Regions from separate parts of the Homo sapiens genome. Here region 1 is linked to region 2. Evidence: read pairs that join two places in POLR2A ChIA-PET (ENCODE). Cell type or tissue: Panc1. All regions are shown on one strand. Each heading gives the region's core, and the rest is flanking DNA. Links, peaks and the distances in the headings are about the cores only. Region 1 has its middle 13 kb from the start of RTTN. Region 2 has its middle 12 kb from the start of SOCS6.

Region 1 (4,401 bases), core at 111-4,110, 59 kb before region 2:
GATTACAAGCGTGACCCACTGTGCCCAGCCCTGCTTAATAAGTATTCTGATTGAATAAATGAACGAACTTCCAGGTGATGCTTAAGATCATTTCTGTTGGGAAGTGAGTTATTAAGTCATGAATCAGAAGAGACTTAATCTTTTTAAAAGAGATTTTATGAAATTGGAAAATAAGTTGAATTGTTTTAATACGTGTTTTCTCTAAATCCTAGCACTAAGGGTAAATCTCCTTCACAAACCAGTAATCTTGGAAGTTCTGAAATTCTCAAGCCGGGGCCCATGCTATTTGCTCTCACTCCCTAATCTCATTCACATTTTTTGTTTCAGTTAAAAACAAACACAAGCAACTTACACATTTATTTATATCTCCATTTCTTTCTTTTGAGATCCAGACCAGGGTACTCAACTGCCTGCTCAGCATCTTCAGCCTGAAATCTCAGAGGCATCTCAGACTCAACACACAAAAATCTAAACACATGGTCTTCTCTCCCAAACATCATATTCCTTCAGTGTTTCCTATTTCGGTGAACAGCTGTGCTGGCTCCCTGTTTCTGCAAGCTAGATACTGGAGGAACCCTCATGCTTCTCCTTCCTTACTCCTATATAGAAAATATCTCCAAAGCCAACACAGGTTGAACATCCCTAATCCAAAAATCAGAAGCCAAAATGCTCCAAAACCTGAAACGTTTCGAGTGCCAACATGACACTCAAAGGTTTTTGCTCCAAGGAAATGCTCATTGGACCATGTGGGATTTGGGAATTTTAGATTTGGGTTGCAAATATTCCAAAATCTGAAAAAATCTGAAATTTGAAACACTTCTGGTGCCAAACATTTGGGGACTATTTCAGGGATCATCTATCCTTCTAAATTGTTGATTTATGTAAATACACATGTATGTCCCCTCAAATCGATTTTCCGCAGGCAGCCAGAGCAATCTTTTCAAAATGTAAATCTGGTAACATCACCCCTCCCCACTTCACTGCTTGATATACTCTGTGGCTTCCAATTACTTTTAGTGTAAAGAAAACACTAAACATGATGTTCAGGGTGTGGAACAAATCCTCTCTCCACCTCATCTCACGCCACGCTCCCATTCACTCTCAGTGCTCCACCCACTCTGGCCAGATTTACAGCTCTGATGTTTTTTTGTGTTCCTTTAAGCCACGGGGCTTTTGAATATAGTTTTATTTCTGCTTGAAATGTTTTATTCTCCCTTATTTGACTCATAAACTCCTCTCTACCCTTTATATTTTCATAGGCTCAAGCATAACCTCTTTAGAAAGGCCTTCTTTGACTAAGTTCAAAAACCTCTGTTATACACTCCTGAAGCACAATATTCTTCACCTTTGTGACATATTATAATTCCAATTTTACATGTATTTGATTAGTATCCATCATCTCTTCTGGAATGCAGATTCTGTGAGAGGAAGTTTTCTGTTTTTGTTTGCTACTTTATACCTAGAGTGTAGCCAAATTCTTAACTCATAGGAGACAATAATAAGTATATTTAGTGCATGAATGAATAAACTGAATGCTATTGTCCTATAAGAGCACATGGCTACCATATTAGTCTGTTTCCACACAGCTGATAAAGACATACCTGAGACTGGGCAATTTACAAAAGAAGGAGGTTTATTGGACTTACAGTTCCACGTGGCTGGGGAGGCCTCACAATCACAGTGGAAGGTAGAAGTCACATTTCACATGCCAGCAGAAAAGAGAAGAGAGCTTGTGCAGGGAAACTCCCATCTATAAAACCATCAGATCTTATGAGACTTATTCGCTATCATGAGAACAGCACAGGGAAGACCTACCCCCATGATTCAGTTACCTCCCACTGGGTCCGTCCCACAACACATGGGAATTATGGGAGCTACAGGATGGGATTTGGGTGGTGACACAGAGCCAAACTACATCAGCTACCAATGGGTTGCATTCTAATAAGAGAGTTATTTTAAGGGGTATTTTCCCTAAAAAAAAATCAATGATTTTTTCACACCACTTGGAAGAAGAGAGAGTATGGAAATAGTGTGAGCAAGCTGCTAGACTGAGGATGACCTTTCTTCTGGCTTAAAGCTGGCCATCTTCTCTCTGTGTCCTCAGGCGGCAGACAGAGAGAGAAAACTCACTGGTGTCAATTTTTTCTTTTTTTTTTTGAGACAGAGTCTTACCCTGTCACCTAGACTTGAGTGAAGTGGCACAACCATGGCTCACTGCAGCCTCACATTCCTGGGCTCAAGTAATTCTCCTACCTTAGCCTCATGAGTAGCTAAGGCTACAGGCATACACCACTATACCCAGCTAATCCGTTAACTTTTCATAGAGACAGGGTCTTCCTCTGTTGCCCAGGCTAGTCTCAAACTCCTGGCCTCAAACGATCATCCCCCTCAGCCTCCCAAAGCTCCAAGGTTACAAGCATGAGCCACCATGCCTGGTCTGTCTTCTTATAAAACCACCGATCCTATAGGATTAGAGCCCACCCTTGTGACCTCACTTAACCTTACTTACCTCCTAAAAACCCTGTCTCCAAATACAGTAACATTGAGGGTTAGGGCTTCAAAATATGAATTTTGGGAGGACACAAACATTCAGTCCATAGCAAAATGTAAATGTATTAATTGAAAAGAGAGAGGGCAGGGTGCAGTGGCTCACGCCTGTAATCCCAACACTTTGGGAGGCTGAGGCAGGCTCATCACTTGAGGTCAGGAGTTCAAGACCAGTCTGGCCAACATGGTGAAACCCTGCCTCTACTAAAAATACAAAAATTAGCCAGGTGTGGTGGCGCATGCCTGTCATCCCAGCTACTTGGGAGGCTGAGGCAGGAGAATCACTTGAACCTGGGAGGTGGAGGTTGCAGTGAGCAGACATCGCACCACTGCACTCCAGCCTGGGCAACAGAGTGAGACTCCATCTCAAAAATAAAATAAAATAAAAAGAGAAAAAGAACATGAATAGATATTTCTCCAAAGAAGATGTACAAATGACAAATAAGCACATGAAAAGATGCTCAGTGTTCAAATCATTAGGGAAATGGAAATCAAAACCACAATGAGATACCACCTCACACCCATTAGGATGTCTACCATCAGAAAAAACGAAAACAAAAAGTAACAAGTGTTCTCCAAGATGTGGAGAAAGTGCAACTTTTGTGCACTGTTGGTAGGAACGTAAAACAGTGCAGCCATATGGAAAACAATACGATTATTCCTCAAAAAATTAAACCTAGAATTATCATGTGATCCAGTAATTCCACTTCTGAGTATACACCCAAAAGAATCAAAGGCAGAGACTTGAACAGATATTTGTACACCATTGTTCATGGCAGTATTATTCACAGTAGCCAACATGTGGAAGCAGCTCAGGTTTCTATTGACAGATGAATGAATAAACAAGATGTGGTATATACAATTAATGGAATGTTACTTAGCCTTAAAAAGGAACTAAATTCTGACACATGCTACTACAAGAATGAGCCTTGAGGACATTATGCTAAGTAAAATAGGCCAGTCACAATTTTGGTTGGAATCAGACAAATACTGTACGATCGCAGTTATACAAGGTACTTAGAATAGTCAAATTCATAGAGACAGAAAGTAGAATGGTGGTTACCAGGAACTGGAGAAAGGAGGAATGGGAAATTCCTTTTTAATGGGTACAGAGTTTCAGTTTTCCAAGATGAAAAGAGCTCTGGAGATGGATGGTGGTGATGGTTACATAACGATGTGAATGTGCGTGATGCCATTGAACAGTATGCTTAAAAATGGTTAAGATGTGCCAGGCACAGTGGCTCACACCTGTAATCCCAGCACTTTGGGAGGCCAAGGCGGGTGGATCACCTGAGGTTGGGAGTTCGAGACTAGCCTGACCAACATGGTGAAACCCCATCTCTACTAAAAATACAAAATTAGCCGGGCGTGGTGATGCATGCCCGTAATCCCAGTTACTTGGGAGGCTGAGGCGGGAGAATCACTTGAACCCGGGAGGCGCAGGTTGCTGTGAGCCGAGATCACGCCATTGCCCTCCAGCCTAGGCAACAAGAGCAAAACTCTGTCTAAAAAAAAAAAAAGAAAAGAAAGAAAAAGTTAAGATGGTAAATTTTATGTTATGTATATTTTATCACAATTTTTTAATAAGAGAAAAATTTCAAAAGTGTAAAGAAATGCCTAATGGTAGAGGAGTCCTATAGTGTCTCATCGCAGTTTCATGATTTTGCCCAAAGGTGACCTTTTCCAGTTAACTAATAGGAAACCAAACACTTTGACGATGTCACAGGAATGAGGCACGAGGGACTCATCGGTGCTGAGGACTTTCTGAGTCAGGTCAAGAGCCTTGACAGGGAGGTTGGAATCACAGACTATAAGGCTTCAAAATGAATTTGGAGATTGTGTTCATGGATCTGC
Region 2 (4,401 bases), core at 306-4,305:
GCCCGTCTTCAGCAAGAATTCTATCAAGTCTGTTTAGCCAGAATCTCCCCTTACCCCTTATGTTTCCTCTTAGCAATTTTCTATCCACTGGCCCCACCCTGCTCTTTGCTATAAATCTCCACTGATCCATGCTGTACTTGGAATTGAACCCGGCTCTATACTGAGGTCTCTTTTCCTCTATTGCAATAGCTCCTGAGTAAAATCTGTTTCATCACTTGCTATGGTCTGAATGTTTGTGTCTTCTCAAAATTCTTATGTTCAAATCCTAATCCCCAATGTGACAGTGTTGGGAGGTAGAGCCTTTGGCAGATGATTAGCGCAAGAAGGCGCCTTCACGAATGGGATTTGTGCACATATAAAAGAGGCGCTGAAGAGCTCGCTCACTTTTTCTGCCATGTGGGGACAGAGCAAAAAGATGGTTGTTCACAAACCAGTGAGGACCCAACCAGACACTGAATTTGCCGACGCCACAATCACAAACTTTCAGCCTCCAGAACTCTAAGAAATACATTTCCATTGTTTATACACTACCCAGTTTATGGTATTTTGTTATAGCAGCCTGAACAAAGACGCTACTTGAACTACTGTCACTTTCTAGTTCTCTTTAACATAAGGAACTAGGCTTTGTAAAAGTCATTAGCCTTAGGCCATGTGTGGTGGCTCATGCCTGTAATGTCGGCACTTTGGGAGGCTGAGGTGGGAAGATAACTTGAGGCCAGGAGTTTGAGGCCAGCCTGGGCAACATTGCAAGACCATGTCTCCACAGAAAATATTGAGCCTGTCATGGTGGCACCACCTATAGTCCCACTACTTGGGAGGCTGAGGCAGGAGGATCACTTGAGCCCAGGAATATGAGACTGTAGTGAGCTATGATTGTGCCACTGCACTCTAGCCCGGGTGACAGAGGAAGACCCTCTCTAAATAAATAAATAAATAAATAAATAAATAAAAGTAAGTCATTAACCTTGAACATATGTTCTTGTTCTAATTAAAACCTTATTTATATCTAGAACCTAAAAATCTTTCTGAGTGGGACTTTACACATGACTTGAGATAAATAAACAAAAATCTGATTTGAAAATGTGTTATAAAGTTTGTTAAAGAGTGACTAAATTAAAAGCAACTGAAAAGTTTGGCAAACTTAGTGACTCTTATATAATTAGTTCCATGTATGATCTTCGAATAAATTACTCATCCAGATTCTCATTCACAAGCTGGCAATAATTTTACTAAGCACATCTGGAAATTTTGTGAACGGAAATAAAAACACTGTGAAATAAATTTATCATCAGTCTTTTTCTATCATCCATGTGGTCCCACACAAAATTAGTATTTTCACATATATTTTTTAAAAACCAAATACGATGACATCATTAAATCCTTCATTTATTCAGCAATGTTTCACTAAACACCCACTGAGTACCAGCCCACTTTCAGGTGCTGAAGATACAGTGGTGAATGAAGAAACCTCTGTCCTTTAGGATTTTGAAGTCTCCCATGAGAGAAAGACTTTACCAAACAATCATGTGAACAATTACATGATTACAGTCATAATAAGGCCCATGAAAGAAAAGTAATAACAGCTGCCATTTATTAAGGATTTACTCTCAGCCCGCCTCTGTGCTAAGGGTATTCTATAATCATTTAATCCCCTGAGAAACCCTTGGAGGTAAGATCTATTATGTCTGTTGACAAATACTCTCTCCACCTAACTCTAGTCAGGCTTCTCTTAGCCCTCTAGCCCTCAACAATCAGTGGACATCCTTGGTTTCTGTCAGTCTGCATCACTCAGTTGTAGCAAGAATCCTGTTAAGTCAGTTTACAAACGACATTCATCCTGAATATCTGGTCAAATTCCTTATCCCCACCATCCCCCAGGTGATGTCTGATCAGCCTGGCCCGCCTTCAGCAAGAATCCTGTCAAGTTGGTTTAGCCAGAATCCCCCTTACGTCTGATGTTTCCTCTCAGTACTTTTCCAACCACTGACCCCACCCTGCTTTTTGGCTATAAATGACCACTTGTCCATGCTGTATTTAGAATTGAGCCTGGTTCTATACTGAGGTCTCTTTCCACTATTGCAATAGTTCCTGAATAAAATCTGCACTCACAGCATTAACTCCTGCCCAGCTCCGGTTTTATTTAACTGTGACTGGCTTCCTTTTTTTTTTTTTTTTTTTGGCTTGCCCTGTGCCACTGCCATCTTTACCTTATGGGAAACTCATTCCCTAGAGTTTAAGTGGACCGCTCCATGCCTAATTCCACAGACATGCGTGGACACAGGACCCAGCCTGGTCAGCCAGAGAACCGCATTTCCCTGACGACATTTATTATTCAAGTCAGCCAGTTAGAACCTTCCCTGCGGGAAAATTTCCCTCTCTCCTCTGGCATCACAAACAGAGAGAGTCAAAAGCAGAAATGGCTTCTGGTCTCTGAATGCAGGTGTGGGTTTGAATCCCAGTTCTGACAGAAATGACTAAAGACAAGTGCAACGCTTCAAAAGGCAAGAAAAGAGTGGGCTGGACCTCAAGCTCCCAACACAGCAAAGAATCCCACCTCCAAGCCTGCTCTTTAGGGACCACTTAGACCTGATTAATAGGATGTCAGGGGAACCACAAGGAGAGGAAGATGAGAAGGCCCTGGGTCTGCAGGAATCACATTAGCAGATTCATGTGTAAACCTAGAGAAGTAAAACAAACCCCATTTTCTTTTTTTTTTTTGAGATGGAGTTTCGCTCTTGTTGCCCAGGCTGGAGTGTGATGGCGCGATCTCAGCTCACTGCAACCTCCACCTCCCAGGTTCAAGTGATTCTCCTGCCTCAGCCTCCAGAAAGTAGCTGGGATTACAGGCGCCCGCCACCACGCCTAGCTAATTTTTGTATTTTTAGTAGAGATGGGGTTTCACCATGTTGGCCAGGCTGGTCTCAAACTTCTGACCTCGTGATCCACCCGCCTCGGCCTCCCAAAGTGCTGGGATTATAGCCATGAGCCACCATGCCCGGCTCAAACCCCATTTTCAATAATAGTTAAGTGTTGAATGTTTCTGCCAAGCCAGTAAGATAAAAGCTCTGGGCTGTATTTCACCTGATTTAAAGCAAATAAAGAAAAAGGGCCGGGCATGGTGGCTCACGCCTATAATCCTAGCACTTTGGGAAGTCGAGAGGGGCAAATCATTTGAGGTCAGGAGTTTGGAACCAGCCTGGCCAACATGGTGAAACCCCGTCTCTACTAAAATACAAAAATTAGCCGGGCATGGTGGCACATGCCTGTAATCCCAGCTACTTGGGAGTCAGAGGCAAAAAAATCACTTGAACCTGGGAGGTAGAGGTTGCAGTGAGCTGAGATTGCACCACTGCACTCCAGCACTCCAGCCTGGGTGACAGAGCAAGACTCTTTCTTAAAAAAAAAAAAAAAAAAAAAAAAAAAAAGAAAAAAAAAGAAATAGGACTTTCCCCACTCACGTGTATGTGGTTGCCAATTCGTAACTTCTTTAGCGGCAGAATGGTATTTGAGTACTAGGAGCAGTAGAGAAGGGGTTTGAATTTGGGTTTGACTTCAGAATCCTCATATAAATTTTTTTTTTAATTTCAAACATGCTGAAAAAACACAGACTAATAGAATGCGCAGCCACGTACCCACCACTGAAATTTAACAAATGTTCACATTTCACTTTGTTTTCTTTTGGGTTATTTCTTGAAGGAAGAATACGTCCTTCCCTTTTTAAGGAAAAATCCCCTTTGTATGCCTCTCTGATGATTCTCCTGTCTCTGTCCCAAGGATAACACCTACCTTAAAGTGTGTATCTTTCCAATTCATGTTTATATACTTTTGCTTTTTTTAGACAGAGTGTTACTCTGTCACCCAGGCTGGAGTGCAGTGGTGCTATCTGGGCTCTCTGCAACCTCTGCCTCCCAGGTTCAAGAGACTCTCCTGCCTCAGCCTTTCTAGTGAATGGAATTACAGGTGCCCGCCACCACACCCAGCTAATTTTGTATTTTTAGTAGAGACAGAGTTTCACCATGTTAGCCAGGCTGGTCTCGAATTCCCCACTCCAGGTGATCCACCTGCCTCAGCCTCCCAAAGTGCTGGGATTACAGGCCTGAGCCACCACACTCAGCCTTGTACTTTTTCTATATATGCATGTACCCATAACATTGTATATTATTAGTTTGAATGCTTCAAACCTTACATATATGGTTTGGTTTTGTATGTATCCTTCTAGAACTAGTTTTTTGTTTCACTAAATAATGTCTTTAATATATATACATGTTGATACATATAATCTAGTTTACTCATGTTTTTGTTGAAATGGAAGTCATTTGGTTTATCCCATTATCCAGCTGTAGACATTTGCATTGTCGTCACTGTGTTGTTTTGAGGTTTTCACTACCACAAACAGTGCTT

What was found. ChIA-PET counts read pairs that join two places held together with the same protein. Peaks named below come from ENCODE experiments on the same cell type or tissue, not always from the same donor. Only the 100,000 strongest peaks of a DNase experiment are listed, where the experiment ranks them.
Region 1: POLR2A ChIA-PET joins it to region 2 with 7 read pairs; 5 of 35 experiments call an interaction of 5 or more read pairs at or near these places.

The regions. Positions count from the first base shown.
Region 1 is chr18:70,216,531-70,220,931 of GRCh38, forward strand. No RefSeq gene overlaps it. Among named protein-coding and RNA genes, the nearest start is that of RTTN, 13 kb to the left of the region's middle. In Panc1, for the core only: no CTCF peak of the experiment used is centred there; no DNase peak of the experiment used is centred there.
Region 2 is chr18:70,274,994-70,279,394 of GRCh38, forward strand. No RefSeq gene overlaps it. Among named protein-coding and RNA genes, the nearest start is that of SOCS6, 12 kb to the right of the region's middle. RefSeq lists an enhancer at 2,021-2,521. In Panc1, for the core only: no CTCF peak of the experiment used is centred there; no DNase peak of the experiment used is centred there; H3K27ac peaks cover 239 bases.